Linked DNA regions of Homo sapiens: region 1 is linked to region 2. A link is an interaction called in ENCODE POLR2A ChIA-PET data of the cell type or tissue named here. Cell type or tissue: HepG2. All regions are shown on one strand.

Region 1 (8,000 bases), 100 kb after region 2:
GGGGAGACAGGGAGATGTGAGGAGCTCTCCAGTGGCACTGCCACCTAAAGGCAACGTGGCTGCACGTGACCAAATACGTCACTGGCTGTCAGGCAACGAAGTGGTCCAGTGGATTCACTGGGGTGGGCATGATAGTTCCAACCAACCAGAGCTGGATGCACATGAGCCTGCACACACTCTTTAGCCCACCTGATTGTTTTCTACTATAAAACTCAAGGCATATGTAAAATAGTCACGGATACCTTAAGGAAGGCCCCTGTTAGGTTTATGGTGACTTCAGGGTGGGTTGACTTCTTTATGATCAACCTAGACTTCCACTCCCTCCCTGGGCAAAGAGCTGGCCCAGCACTCCAAGTAGGGAGCTCTTTATGGATATTGATCGCTGCTCTGGAGATGAGCTAGGACCAGACTGGAAGCATGAGTTGCGGGGCTGCTGGGGTTAAACGGGAAGAGAGCATGCTGGTGGGGGCTGCCAGGAGAGCTTGATGAGGGAGCAGTTCTCTGAATGGGAGACTTGTTACTTGCACACAGAGCCTTCAATGACTGTGACATTTTGCTCTATGTCACAGGCTCCTGGGGCCTACAGAAAGGAGCTGGAGGTGCCTAGTGCAGGCTGGGAGGCCTCCTTTATTGAGGTGACATCCCTGGATGCTGGCTTGGCGGAGGTTGGGGAGAACGCTGCCTCCCTGGAATAGAAGATGCCTTGGAAGCCCTGGGTGCAGGCTGGCCGACCCTGCCTGAGCTGCCTGTCTTCATTCCATGGCTCTGCTTGTTAGAGGAGGAAGTTAGGCAGACATGAGTGGCGCCCACCAGCCCAGGAATGTCAGGTGACCATCAGGTGATGGTCAGGCAGTTGTTAAACTGTCTCTCTGAAATGATCATTGGTTGCAGCTCACACCAGGGGAAGATGGTCTCCCAATAAATAAAAAAACACCTGAAACTGGTGATCAGCAGCTTCCCGATAAGCTCTCGAGTTGGGCGAGTGGGCTCAAGCGTGCGCACTAAGAGGCAAAATGGCGGATGTATGAACTTCCTCTGGGGGCATTCAACCAGTAAAGGAAAACCGCCCCTAGAGAGCATGCGCACAACCTCAGTCAACTCACTACACATGCAATTACCCTCCTGAGTGCTGACCAACACTGCTGCATGGGGCTGTTGAGCAACAGCCCGCCCCAAGGGAAGAACCGAGGGAGGAGAAGAGAAAACTCCAGAGCCGTGCCAACGGATAAACCCCACGCCCAGGGCTGAGCGGTCACTTGGATCTCTCACGTGGCGCACTCAGCCCTCTTCCAAGTATACTTTAACTTCCTTTCACTCCTGCTCTAAAACTTTTTCATAAACCCTCACTCCTGTTCTAAAACGTGCCTCAATCTCTCCCTCTACCTTAAACCTACTTCTGCTCCAGATTCTTTCCACTGAGGAGGCAAGGATGGAGTTGCTGCTGACCCGTGCAGATTTGCTGCTGGTAACATACTCATGGGCAAAGTCTGAAAAACCTCTTCCTGCCCTGGGCAAGGCAGATGGGGCAGCCCAGCAGGCTGGCTTTGCCCACCGTCTCCGATATCATCCAACACAGTCAGCCAGGTTGTGTGGCCCTCTCATCTACATTCTCATTTGCCAACAAGATGGTGTGGGCTATGCTGTCTTTGCACAGCGATCTGATCCCAGGGACATTTGTGTGGGTGTGTGCCCGGGAGCTGCATGTCTGCAGGTTCAGATTGGGGTCAGCTTTGCTGGTGAGTGTGGCTTCCTGCCATGGCACCAAAGAAGAGGGCTGGCGGATTAGTCCTGTTGTCTCTCATAGCTTTGTAGGGACACAGCGGGCCATGTGGACTGACAGCTGGAGACTTCATAAAGATGGCCTAGAAAATTAGGACACTGTCCTGTTGACAAAGCCCCTAGGCCTGCCCCCATCAGGCCTCATGGGTCCTTTTCAGGCCTAAGCCAGGGTTCTGAAATCATCTGTAATGTGAATTTATATTTCTAGGCCACATTCGCTGCATCCTTTCCAGCAAGATGTCATTCTGAGATTTTTGTCATTCCTGGGCGTTATGAGGACTGCCAAGGGACACAATTCCATGGGAGGAAAGTTTTCTTCTAAGCTGCAAGCCAGCTCTGGCTTCTGGAGTTTCTCCTTAGGATTGCAAGACAGTAGTTCCCTGTCCTTTAGGTCTTCTCCAGAAATACCTTAAAATAGCAAATAAAATAAGATATAAGCAAACAAAACCTGAAGTTAACAGCTGACTCGATTTCTGTGCACCGGAAGCTGTGTTTTATTCACCTTTCACAGCCCATCTTCAGGCTGACGTGTTAGGGTGTGCACACCGAGACATTTCTCACCCGTTTTTGTAATGTCTTCAAGTTGGGATCAATGCCCTTGAACTTCTAGGCCTGTGCCTGCACAAGCTGCCCCTCCCCGTGTCTTCGGAGAAGTCCTACTGCGGGGACACAGAGTGGGGGAGGCAAAGCACCGTCAGCTACCATGACACGAAGCTTGTTGCTGGACCCAGAGGACATGAAGGAGGGGAAGGGGCTCCCAGTACAGTCCAACCCATGCGCCGCTCAGACCCGCTCTGCCCTCCCGTTACTTCTGGCCCATCACAGAGCCCCCTAGCTGGCAAGAATCGGCAGCATTTGAGGCCTCTTGGTGTCAGTGTCAACTCAGACCGTGGATCCAACAGCCCTGAAATGTCTGCATCCTCCCTTTTCCCAGCGTATACTCTGACACATGTCCGTAGGTTCCTTTAGGGAGAGGTTAAGGGACTCGGCCAGGTGCAATGGCTCACACCTGTAATCCCTGCACTTTGGGAGGCTGAGGCAGGAGGATCACTTGAACCCAGGAGTCTAAGACCAGCCTGGGCAACATAGTGAGACCTTGTCTCTATGTTAAAAAAAAAAAAATTGAGGGACTCTATCAAATATACTTGCAGGGCCACTGTGGGGCTCTTTCTTAAGGAGGCCTGGGATCCTCGTGTACGGATGGGCTCTGGGGCTATGAAATTGACTGAAGATGCTTTTTCATTGCGGTGGCTGATACCAGCCTTTGGTTCACCAGCTCTGTATTTCCCTTTTAGGGATACAGATTAAGTCACCATGCTCATCCCAAAGGGCACTGGGCCTTTCTGTCATTATAATAATCATGCCCCCTTAGCCACTGGCAGTGCAGGGCCACCCCCTGCCCTCTCCACCCTGTAGTCTTGTCATCTCTGTTGACACTCAGGAGGCTGTGGAGGACAGTATCCCTCGAGCACCCCAGATGCACCAGTGCCCCTCTAATGCTTCAGCCAGAGGGGTCCTCTGGACCTTCTTAGGGACAATGGTCAGGGCTGCGTTCTCAAATCTCACTTGGCGAAGTCGTCTGGCTTCTCCTTCTCTGGACGTGGAGAAGTCGTCTGGCTTCCCCTTCCCTGGACATGGCAAAATCATCCGGCTTGCCTTTCCCTGGACTTGGCGAAGTCGTCCGGTTTTGCCCCTTCCGGGGCCTTCTGACCCCTACCTCAATGCTTTGCCAAGGCAGTTCCAGCCTCTCCTAATTTACTGTAGGTCTTCATAATATGAAAGCCTCCAGGAGCCACCCAGGCAGTGTAGGAAGAAGGTTTCAGGGCCTCAGGCCACTCCACCTCAGATCACAGGACCGTGATTGCATGCTGGTAAATTCTCCCCGACTGAGCCTTCTCTCCCGACCGCTGGTCCCACACCCTCAAGACCCGCTCCCCACATGCGCTCCTGGTTCTTGCACATGAGCCAGACCTTATGGTCCTTTGGACGTGTATGCGATTTCCTCCTACAGCAGGTGGTTTGGGGTGGGGGCTCCCCAAGGCCAGCCACACACTCAGTGATGGACCGGAAGGGCTCATGGGACACAGCGTGTGGTTTACTCGCAGCCGAGGCCCAGTACGGTGAGAGGATACACAATAGGACCAGCAGGGGAAAGACATGGGTAGGGGCTGGGGAGGCCCACACACAGGCCTCTGTTTTCTCTTCCTACTAGGAGGGGTGTGTTAGTCCCTTCCCACACTGCTAGAAAGAAATGCCTGAGCCTGGGTGATTTATAAAGAAATGAGGCTGGCCGGGTGCAGTGGCTCACTTCTGTAATCCCAGCACTTTGGGAGGCCAAGGCAGGTGGATCACTTGACGTCAGGAGTTTGAGACCAGCCTGGCCAATATGGTGAAACCCCATCTCTACTAAAAATATTTTTTAAAAAATTAGCTGAGCATGGTGGTGGGCACCTGTAATCCCAGCTACTAGGGAGGCTGAGGCAGGAGAATCACATGAACTTGGAGGCAGAGGTTGCAGTGAGCCGAGATTGAGCCATTGTACTCCACCCTGGGTGACAAGAGCGAAACTCCATCTCAAAAAAAAATAATAAATAAAAAGAAATGAGGTTTCATTGGTGCATGGTTCTGCAGGCTCTCAGGTATAGGAAGCATGGTGGTATCTGCTTCTGGGGAGGCCTCAGGGAGCTTTCAATCATGGCGGAAGGCAGAGCAGGCATAGGTGTCTTACATGGCAGGAGCAGGAGAAAGAGAGAGACGAGGGAGGTGCTACACACTTTTTTACATACTTTTTTTTTTTTTTTTTTTGGAAACAGTGTCTCTTGCACAGGCTGGAGTACAGTGGCATGATCTTAGCTCATTGCAACCTCCACCTCCCAGGTTCAAGCAATTCTTCTGCCTCAGCCTCCTGAGTAGCTGGGATTACAGGCACCCACCACCATGCCCAGCTAATTTTTGTATTTTTAGTGGAGACAGGGTTTCGCCATGTTGGCCAGGCTGGTCTTGAACTCCTGACCTCGAGTGATCTGCCCACCTCGGCCTCCCAAAGTGCTGGGATTACAGGCGTGAGCCACTGTGCCCAGCCAGTGCTACACACTTTTGAACAACCAGATCTCACGAGAACTCACTCACTATTGGGAGAACAGCACCCAGGGGGATGGTGCTAACCCATTCATGAGAACTCTGGCCCCAGTCACCTCCAAATACCTCCCACCAGGCCCCACCTCAAACCCCAGGGATTACAGTTTGACATGAGATTTGGTGCGAACAGAGATCCAAACCATATCAAGGGGGCACGTTGTCCTCCCTTCTCCAGTAGCGAGAACCTCAACCACACGAGACTCAGAATGTGGAATCTGTATTGGTTTGTTCTCATGCTGCTGATAAAGACATACCCGAGACTGAGTAATTTATAAAGAAAAAGAGGCTTGATGGACTCACAGTTCCATGTGGCTGGGGAGGGCCCATAATCTTGGCGGAAGGTGAAGGGCACGTCTTACATGGCGGAAGACAAGAGAGAATGAGAGCCAAGAGAAAGGGGAAACCCCTTGTCAAATCATCAGATCTCTTGAGACTTATTTACTACCATGAGAACAGTATGGGGCAAATCGCCCCCACAATTCAGTGATCTCCCACCAGGTCCCTCCCGCAACATGTGGGAATTATGGGAGCTACAATTCAAGACAAGATTTGGGTGGGGACACAGCCAGACCATATCAGAGTCCCAGCCACGTCACACAGAAGCCACTGCCAGCAACCTGCATGGCTGACAAGAGCCCCTCATTGTGGTTGTTCACCTGGCTACAATTCCTCCAGGATACGTTATTTTTCAGCCCATGTTTCTCATTTGATTAAAAGCCTCCCTGAAATCTAGTCACTGCACCTTCAAAAGTGCTATCAAAAAAAGGAAATTAGGTGGGGCCCGCTAATGAGGTTATCTGACTTTCATCAATGGGGATTCCATCTCCAGCTTGCTGAGCACGATGGAGAGATCCCAGCGATGACCCGGTCTGGCTTTCAGAGGCTGCTTAGCCTAAACCACCAAATACATAATTCATGCTTTGTACAGATTCTTGACACACACAGAAAAGATGATATCAACGCATCAGGCAAGGGTACGTCGTGACATTGTGAAATGTACTCTCTAAAGGTTATGAGACTCAAAGACATCTTTTTTGCGTGTGACGCAAGATGGGCACGTTCTCCAGAGGAGGAACGGTTTCCTTTCTCGTGACACCCTGCAAGAGGTATTTGCATGTGATTATCTTCTAATTGCAGAACAGAGCCTGAGAAAGCCATATGGAGGATGTGGCTGGCACGTGCGATTCTTTGCCTGATCCAGGAGAGGAAAGGTGCTGGTTACTGAGATCTCTCAGTCCTACATGCAAATGGAGACCAGATGGATTGAGGGTTTCTCCGTAGTTTTGGGCCTAGCCTTGCTTGAAAATCTTGACAATCATCAAAACTATCTTAAGGCTGGGCATGGTGACTCATGCCTGTAATCCCAGCACTTTGGGAGGCCAAGGTGGGAGGATTGCTTGAGTCCGGGAGTTCGAGACCAGCCTGGGCAACATGGCAAAACCCCGTCTCCACAAATAGTACAAAACATTAGCTGGGCCTAGTGGTGTGCTCCTGTAGTCCCAGCTACTGGGAAGGCTGAGGTGGGAGGATCACTTGAGCCCAGGAGGTCGAGGCTGCAGTGAGCTGTGGTCATGCCACTGCACTCCAGCCTGGGTAACAGAGTGAGACCCTGTCTCAAAAAAGAAAAAAAAACTATCTTAAGCAACATGAAACTCAAAGCCACCACAGCATCCTAATTATGTGTGTCTCTGGGACAATAGATAATGGCCTAATGCACGCATCTGCAAGATTGTGTAATGTTCCAAAGCATGGATGCACTATTGTTTATTTCCCGCGTTTTATTGTCTTTGTAGCTATTGTCACTGGGATATTTTTTCCCATTTATAACAGTTTTTTTCCTAATATAAAGGAAGGCTGCTGGGCGTGGTGGTGGGCGCCTGTAATCCCAGCTACTCAGGAGGCTGAGGCACAAGAGTTGCTTGAACCCGGGAGGTGGAGGTTCAAGCTACCAACCCGGGAGGTTGAGCTAAGGTCGTGCCACTGCACTCCAGCCTGGGTAACAGCATGAGTCTCCGACTCAAAAAAAAAAATAAATGGGGATCACCAGCGCCTCCCCTAAAATGAGGATTACCAGCGCCTCCTTAAATGGGGATCGCCATGCCTCTTTGGTGGGTGGTTGGAAGATTAGAAATAGTCGCACGGAGAAGGCTCCTGCCCAGCACCTGGCTTGTGGCAGGCACTGGCACACAAAGCTCAACCACAGATGCCTGAGAAGCCACGTTAGGAGTCACCCGTGTTCGCTGCTCAGCTTCCTTTAAATCCCATGGTGAGCGATCCAGAGCTGGCCAAAAAACTCGGATTTTGCTCTTGAAGAAGAGTGAAAATCCTGATGCCACCAGCTGCCATCGTGGCCTGCCACGTTCGCGGTGTCGCAGGTAAACTCACCATTGCCAAACCCAGAGGTCCCTCCTCCACCCGGGCTGCCACAGAACAGCCACAGGTGTTTCTGCTCCAGTTTTCCCCATCATCGCTTCCCTCCCCAGTGAAGTGGTGGGAGTTTGGGAGACTCAGAGGAGTCCTCCTCAAAGATTAGAAATAGTTGCACGGAGAAGGCTCCTAGAGGTGTGAAGTGAATAGACCAATCCGGGTAAAGCCACAGAGCAGAAATGACAATTCCAGATCTTGGTTTGAGTTTTTCCCCTGGATCCCTTCACGCAAAGAAGCATGACCCTCTGCAGCTGGAAGAGTCCGCTTTTATGCTTTGGGCCCCAGAGTGGGCTGTGTTTGCCATTCTTTCAGCCCTAGTTTAATCAACACCTGCGTTTTTCTGCCCCTGAGAGTGACTCACACATGGAAATATAAACTGGGAACTGTCTCCAGGCTCTGTGACAAGATCCAGCTCCGTCTGTAAGGGAAAGTTCTGCCCTCCCATCCCATTTTAGCTTTGTTTTGGTTTTCAAGAGGTCCCTAGGGCATTTGGTTTCCATCATTTTCCAACGTCTTCCAGTGGAAGGACCCAGCCAGCTCCCCGTGGAGGGTGCACATGCTCACACTCTTATTCCTGCCCCTGGAGTCTCGTTCCTTATGTTTGGAAAGCTGAAGATTTCCTCGGCATTGCATGGTTTATGTCAAATATCTGTGCA
Region 2 (8,000 bases):
GGTATCCAGGCATTCAGTGTCGTTTCTTCTAAGCCTGAGACTTAGGAACATGCCAGTAGTCAATTTCCTTGGTCCAGCTTCCGTGAGGTTTGAAATAGGGGGGCAGAAAACAGCGGGACAGATTCAGGGTGATCTCCCCTCTAGGCCTGCCACCCGTGGAGTTTCTGTTTTACTCGGTAAGGACTTGGGAACCTTTCCTGGGCACGAGTAGTCCTCTTTCCATCAATACACATAGAAAAGGAGTTGGAATTGTACGTCGCGTTTAATGCTAGGGGTCCTTTCCAGCTGTCAGACTGAGGGAGAATATTTCAATGTACAGAAAAATTCAGAGCATTACAAAGGGCTAGCAAACAAACAGATCTGAGCCACTGAGGGTAAAGTGAGAGAGAATTGACTTCCAAGCCACCAAGCCTCTCTTTTGGACACGGAAGGGGTGTCGTGGCCCAGCTGTGCAAGCTGACAGTGGTTGCAGCTGGCAGGCACGGGGAGTGGCAGCTTCACCCAGGGGACAGGAGCCTGCCCCCTTGGGAGGAGGGGCGAGCAAGCTGTTTTGGCTTGTTTGGAGGAAGAGGGAACTCCAGGCTTTCCCTGGGAGTGAAGGAGCAGGCCACTTGGCTCAAGGAGGCTAGGGCTAGAAAATGGTTCTTCCCTGTGGAGCTCTGCGCCCAGTCCCTGGGATCCTTTCGAAACAGCAGTGGAGTGCTAGAAAGAAGCTGCTGGGAAACCCCAGCTATGTCAGCTATATCAGGTGTTGTCACTGTGAGCTTTTAGAAAAAGTTAAGGTTCTTAAAATGGTTGTTTTCTAGTTTTTAGCTTTTATTGAAAGCGGATGTTAACTTTATTTTTCTAAACCAAATTCGCAGGATAAAATTTTGTCACTTAGGTTCTGTTACTACCTTGAAATGCAAGCTAAGTCTTTGAGTTCTAGGATTTATTAAATTAAATTTTTTGATACCTTACTTTTTTGTTTTGTGAGATGGAGTTTTGCTCTTGTTGCCCAGGCTGGAGTGCAATGGCGCGATCTCGGCTCGCTGCACCCTCCGCCTCCCAGGTTCAAGCGATTCTCCTGCCTCAGCCTCCCAAGTAGCTGGGATTACAGATACCTGCTATCATGCCTGGCTAATTTTGTATATTTTTGGTAGAGATGGGGTTTTTCACCGTGTTGGTCAGGCTGGTCTCGAACTCCTTACCTCAAGTGATCCACGAGCCTCGGCCTTCCAAAGTGCTGGGATTACAGGCGTGAGCCACTGCGCCCAGCCAATACCTTCCTTTTATAAGATAGTTGAGAAGGGCTGGGTGACATCCTCATTACATAAGTGAGGAAACTGAGGCTGGAAGAGGTGATTGTTTGCTCCAGGTCACAAAGTAGTGAGTGAAAGCCCAGGCAGCATCGCCTGTGAACGTGAGGAGCTGTCAGATGAGACGGCTCCAACACTGAGAAGAGGACCGAAGTCTTCCCTGAAAATGCAGAATGCAGTAATAAAAGCCTTTAATAGATTTACTGTTAGTGGGGAAACTGGGTAGTTTTTGCATGGAAGAAATTTAAATTAGAATAGTCTAAATATTCATATTGGCAATTTGCCGGAAGGCACCTCTGCCTCTATGTTGAATACCATTTCTGCTAGCTGCCTGCTAATTTAACTCTTTTTGGTCCTGGGTAGTGTGTGTAAATTTTTTTATTTTTATTTTTTGAGACGGAGTCTTGCTCTGTCGCCCGAGCTGGAGTGCAATGGCCCGATCTCGGCTCACTGCAACCTCTGTCTCCCAAATTCAAGCGATTTTCTTGCCCCAGCCTCCCAAGTAGCTGGGACTACAGCTGCATGCCACCACGCCTGGCTAATTTTTGTATTTTTAGTAGAGACAGGGTTTCACCACGTTGGCCAGGCTGGTCTTGAACACCTGACCTCAGGTGATCCACCTGCCTCGGCCCCCCAAAGTGCTGGGATTACAAGGCGTGAGCCACCACACCCAGTTGTAAATTCTTTTAACAAATCTCTTAGGCTGCAAATTGGTGGTGAGATACTTATTTTAAAATGCACTACGCAAAAGTCAAATCATAGTTTCTTGGGAAAGGAACTAAGGTAAGCAGACAGAGAAGTTAGAATATGCTGTGAAATTTTTGTTTATTTTATATTTTTATTTTTTTGAGAGAGGGTCTTTCTCTGTCGCCCAGGCTGGATGCAGTGGTGCAACCTGGGCTCACTGCAACCTCCACATTCCAGGGCTTACGCGGTCCTCGCACCTCAGCCTCCTAAGTAGCTGGGACTACAAGTGCGTGCCACCACATGTGGCTAACTTTTGTATTTTTTGTAGAGATGAGGTTTTGCCATGTCACCCAGGCTGGTCTCAAACTCCTGAGCTCAAGCCATCTCCCTCCCTCAGCCTCTCAAAGTGCTGGGGATGGCTGGGTGCGATGGCTCACGCCTGTAATTCCAGCACTTTGGGAGGCTGAAGCAGGCTGATCACCTGAGGTCAGGAGTTTGAGACCAGCCTGGCCAACATGGTGAAACCCCGTCTCTACTAAAAATACAAAAATTAGCTGGGCGTGGTGGCAGGCACCTGTAGTCCTATCTATTGGGGAGGCTGAGGCAGGAGAATTGCATGAACCCAGGAGGCAGAGGTTGCAGTGAGCTGAGGTTGCGGCAGTGCACTCCAGCCTGGGTGACAGAGCAAGACTCCATCTCAAAAACAAACAAATAAAAAAACAAATCAAAGTGCCGGGGGTATTATAGGCATGAGCCACCATGCCAGGCCTTTATTTTTAATGGTGGTAAAATACATATAACAAAAAATGTACCATCTTCAGCCTGTTAAGTTCAGTAGTACATTCATACGTTCATATTATTGTGCAATCCAGTCTCTAGAACTTTTTCATCTTGCAAAACTGAAACCCGCCATTAAACCTTCATTCTCCCACTCCCCCTCTCCCCAGCCCCTGGCAACATCCATCCCACTGTCTGTCTCTATGGTAGTTTGACTACTCCAGGGGCCTCTTATCAGTGGAATCCTTCAGTATTTGCCCTTTTGCAACTGGCTTAATGTCCTCCAGGTTCATCCGTGTTGTAGCATACATCAGAATTTCCTTCCTTTTTAAGGTACTAAGTTTGAAAAGTATTACTGTGTTTCTGACTCAGTGAGTGGGAAACTTAATTGGTTTCCCAAAGTAGATAGACTGTGTGAAGGTGTGAACTCTTCAGTGTATTATTGGCAGAAAGTGTCACCTGGGCCTCCTGCTCTAGTCACACCCCTTTGCTACATCCATCTTTCTTCATCCTCTGATCCTAACATTTATCCTGAGGACTGTCTCAAAATTTCAGGCTTCCAGTAAAATCCTGGTATCATTACAACTGTTTGCTTTACATCTCTCTTCCGTTACATTTTACCTGAAAGATACACTGGATTTTGGTTGCATTCTTATCCCTGCCTTAAAGATCTGACCCCACATATTTGTAATGTCAGCATGGAGTTTTGTGAAAGTTGAAAATTACTTTTCTCAGTGAGGGGAAAAAAGTTCCCCTAAACCAAGCCATTCTCCACTTGCAGTAATGATCTGTAAGAACTTTATCTTTGACTCCTCGACTGTTTTTTTTTCTTGTTTGCTGCCTTACCTGCAGTTGTTAGCCATGCCTCACAGCACTGCCTTCTTATCCTATAGTTTTTAACTTACCAGATTTTGTATTATTGTGGGTCATTTGTATGTTCCCCAAGTGATATAAAAGCTGTAGTCATTTTAAACAGTACTCTGCTCAGGAAGCAACCTCTTAGCTTACTGTTTGCTTTGAGGCACAGATAGCCGAAGTAACTTGCCCAGGGTCATCCAGCTGGTGAGTGTGGCCCCAAGCTAGGCTTAGGACCCAAGACCACTCCCTGTAGAGTGGCAGTCCCCGGATCCGTCCCAGAAGTTGGGTGAGGCACCCATGCTGTGGATTCATACAGCCTTGTGCATGATCCCTCGTTAACATGCACACCTGAAGTCATCACCTTCTCAGTGGATGCTTCCAGGGACTGCTGCTCCTGCCGGAAGGAACCAGATCTGTCTCTTCAGTGTTGTACCCCCGCTGCCTTCCACCTAGTAGGCAAGCAGTAAATGCAGGCTGAATGCGTCAATGATGACATTGTTAGAAAGAAGCAAAAGAGGAAGATGAATTGGGTATGCAGATAAAGGAAAGACATTTGGCATTTGTTGGGCACCTATTTGTGCTCACAGCTTTATCTTTTCCATCACGCATTCCTCACAACAGTGCTAATAACTGCAGTGCCATTTTACAGCTGGACAAAACTGAGGCCCAGAGAGATTAGCAGTTTGTTGAACATTGGTATGTCTCCAAAGCCTGAGTTGTTTCCAGTATTTTGAAGTTTTTCAAATTATAAGTCACTGGGATTTTCTGGGAGACAAAGTGACTTACACCCATAGGGTAGTGCAGAGGGAGGTGAACACGCTGGTTTGTTTAAGGTCTGACTAGTAGGATTGACACAGGTATGTGGCGAGTAAGTGCTGAATACTGGAACCAGTGCTCAGGATATTTGGAGTTTCTTAGCCCTCACGCCATGATCACTGTATCTTTGGAGGTTGGAGGAACAAGATGGTTTCCCAGATGCGCGCTTTTGAGCCCAAAGCCTGGTTTGTAAATAGCCAGTTGTTCTCCTCTGAGCAGGTGGTAGTTTCTGTAGAGGCTGTAGAAAAGCTGGGTGCTTTATTTCATTACTGCCACTGCTGTTTTAGGCAGAGCTTAAGGTTAAGAGAGAAGGAGCGTGTGTGTGTGTGTGTGTGTGTGTGTGTGTGTGTGTGTGTGTGTGTGTGTATTCAGTGTTTATGAAACTTCCAGGTCTGTAAAGGGGTGTGGCCGTGATTAGCAGGAGGGCACCCGTTGGCAGCAGGCCAGCTGGAGGGGATGAAAAGGAAATGGCAATGACCTCCTTGGCCTGGGAGCAACTCTGACTAAGGTAGTTACCTTTTGTATATTTACCTTCTCCGCAAATGAGGGCTCACTCCTTAATTACTTTATAAAATGTTTCCCCGCATTGTTGGTTTAAATATGGACCTTTTTATCCATTGAAAGGCAGAGGCTGTAAGAAGGATGCTGGTTAATCATTATAGTGGAAAAAAATAAGGCAAGTGATGTATTTGAAAGCTAGGCAGAGGGGTCTGGTGCCAGCTGGATGACCTCAAAGAGACATCCTGGTCCTAAAGCATGCCTTGGACACGTTCATTTGACGGTACCCACGGGGATTTAGGACAGTGTGGTCCTGGCAGCTGCTATGTGTCTGCCAAGCAGAACCTGCTGTCAGAGAGCTGCGTTTTCCGTGGAACTTTATGGCATATCCCCGGGCATCTGCCTGTGGCCGGTGGAGCGCGGGTTGCAGGATTTTAGACTAGAGCCCGCCGTGTGCTCATGTATCGTCCTCTGGCTTGGAAAGAGGGCTCTGTCCCTTTAAGACAGTCCTCCTTTGTATGCCACTGGCTGGAACCCATTTCAGCTCTGGGTTTCTGCCGACTGTTAAAATCTGCAAAGCAACATTTAAATAAATAAATAAATGAAAGCTTCCCTTGTGTGGCTTTCCTATTCACAGCCAAGCACAATAGCGCCTTGTTGTTTTTGTCACTTTAATCCTCTTCATTAAATTGGAACCCTGGAAAGGAATGGTGATGGGGCTGATGCTGGACCGTCCCCCTGACTGCCAGCCGGACACCTTGCAGATTAACCTTTGTGGGCATGGATTCCGGGTGCCCCTCTGGCAATGGGCGAGGAGGGCGAGCGACCGGGTGGTGTGTCAGGGCGGCTCCCCCTCTGGTTTGTCTCCATTGTGCTCAGGCTGCCGGCAGGGACAACCTGCTGCCCTCCCCAGTGGCCATTCTTTTAAAGAGCAAGGGGTTCAGCCGCCTCCCTGGCACACCGCCTCCCTGGCACATAAGCATGGCTGCAGCACGTGGCAGTGGGGGAGGGAGGAGCTGTTTGTTGTGCTGCCATCTGGCCCATCTGAGCCGTTCTTTTGCAGTTTAACCCTAATGGCTACACAGGAGAGAAGCGGCATGAATAGACGGGTTTCCCAGGGTGCGGACGGTGCTTTCCCAGAAACTCCCGGGCTGTGAGGTAGACATGGGTATTTCTGACCACCACCTTTCTTGTTCCAGCTGTGGCCTTCGCAGTGTCCTGAAGACACTAGCCAAGACTGTAGGAATCAATCACACCTCAGCTCTCCAGCAATAGTGTTGATTCTTCATGCTGCTAAATGAAATTAAGCATTTTGTTTTTGGATGTTTTTTCTGTCCGGGGCAGCATGAGAATGAAGGCTTGAATTAAAGATTTGATGTTGCATTGTTAAGTTTATGCAGAGGAAAATACTTATTAAAATATTAGATTTTGCCTCATCTCAGAATAAAATTCCACTAGAAAAATGAGGTGTAGTTCAGCTTTTTAAAATAAAGTTCTTGAATGATTGGTTGAGCCAGAAGGGGAGCAGCATTATGATTTAAAGTTAGTAAGTATGGAATGGAGAAGTAATTTAGCAGTCATGTGGCAAATGTCAGGAGATTGGATCAAAATAAATGTAGATAAATGTCTTATTTATTCTAGCTACAAATTGGCCAGAAGCGTTTTCTGTCTGACTCCAAGGACACAGAAGGGCTATCTTTTCTAGTGACCATAGTTGTACATTTTTAGTCTTTTGTTTTCAAATTGTCATAGTACATATATATATGTATTTTAAAGCAAGTATTCAGGGGCTTATATGTCCTGTCTCTCTATTCCCAGACCCACTCCCCAAAGCAGCCACTATTAATTCACTTTTTTCTGCTTTTAGGTCTTCTAGTGGGTGCTGCCAAGTTCTTAAATTGGTGATTATTTTGTCAAGATCAAAGGTTATCTCCTGCCTTCTGCCTATGATGGATGAGGATGCAGCTCACACCATTCTCTTCCTTCCTTCTCTCACTGTCCATTTTTGGTAGTTGATCACAATTTTCAGTTCCTGGATTTTTACCTTTGGCATATTTACAGCGTGGGTTTCTTGTTCATGATCCTTATCCATGCCTCTGGTCTCTAGTGTTGTAGGAGGAAGCTGTGGGGACCATTTGGGACCCTGCTGCCCTCTCCACTTTGCTTCCCTCAAACTTTGGTCAGCTCTTCCTTCACCTTGGTAACAGATAGCTTTGCTTCTCCAGCCTGGGTTGGTCTTTCATGCTTTGTCTACAGGGTGATTCTGTAAGTTAACTACCAGCGACCAGCACCATGACAGGAATGTAGATACCACTCACCGTAGAGCCAGGTGCCCACTCAAAGGGAGCTGTTCCTGGCGTCCCTGATGGCCCAGAGGACACCACTCGGGGGGCATGTTTCATTTCTTCTGTGATTTCCTGTAGTTGAGTTTTTCCTGTTGCCCAGTCCTTTTTATTCTCTTGAGAGGAAACCGAATGATGCCTGTTGGTATCACACAGTTTTCTCAGCTGCTTTCTCCTTCATTCTCTGGTTTCGAGTCTGATTTCATTCTTTCTGATGGCATTCCTCTGGCAGCCCTTTGGCTTCCTGCTCTGACCCGGTCTGGTGGCTGTTGGCCATCACAGTTGATGGCGCTTGCTGTCCTCAGGCTCCTGAGTCAGTCCCGTTCCTTGATCCACATCTTGCTCCTGAAGTAGCTTCTTCAGAAGGGGTGCACAGAAGACAAACTTTCTGATCCTTATGTATCTGAAATGAGTCTGTTTTACCCTCCTACTTGACTGAGAATTTGGGGTTCAGATAATTTTCATTTAGAATTTTGAAAGTTCCACTGCGCTATCTTTAGTGTGCGGGCTCTTATACTGACACCAGCGAGATCTTCCCTCGTGGGTGGTCTGATTAATCACTCTCCTTAACCTCTGTGGAGGTTTTAGGATCGTCTTTATTCCTGGAACTTCTGAATTTTTCCTATGAGAATTTCTCTGTGGGATTTAAAAATATTTTTATTCAACCGAGTTTATTTTTTTGCTTATATTTCCAGGTTTGCTTATATTTTCAAACCTCTTTGTT

Evidence for each region. ChIA-PET counts read pairs that join two places held together with the same protein. Peaks named below come from ENCODE experiments on the same cell type or tissue, not always from the same donor. Only the 100,000 strongest peaks of a DNase experiment are listed, where the experiment ranks them.
Region 1: POLR2A ChIA-PET joins it to region 2 with 5 read pairs; 4 of 35 experiments call an interaction of 5 or more read pairs at or near these places.

Annotation. Positions count from the first base shown.
Region 1 is chr17:78,611,614-78,619,613 of GRCh38, reverse strand. SCAT1 (S-phase cancer associated transcript 1) reads left to right here. Exons shown (of 5, transcript NR_110849.1): 5 at 1,988-2,230. Among named protein-coding and RNA genes, the nearest start is that of SCAT1, 16 kb to the left of the region's middle. RefSeq lists enhancers at 332-831, 832-1,333. In HepG2, no CTCF peak of the experiment used is centred here; no DNase peak of the experiment used is centred here; H3K27me3 peaks cover 2,770 bases.
Region 2 is chr17:78,715,021-78,723,020 of GRCh38, reverse strand. All of the region lies in intron 1 of CYTH1 (cytohesin 1), which reads left to right. Among named protein-coding and RNA genes, the nearest start is that of CYTH1, 63 kb to the left of the region's middle. RefSeq lists an enhancer at 491-760. In HepG2, no CTCF peak of the experiment used is centred here; DNase peaks (open chromatin) are centred at 4,860 and 5,480; H3K4me3 peaks cover 1,269 bases.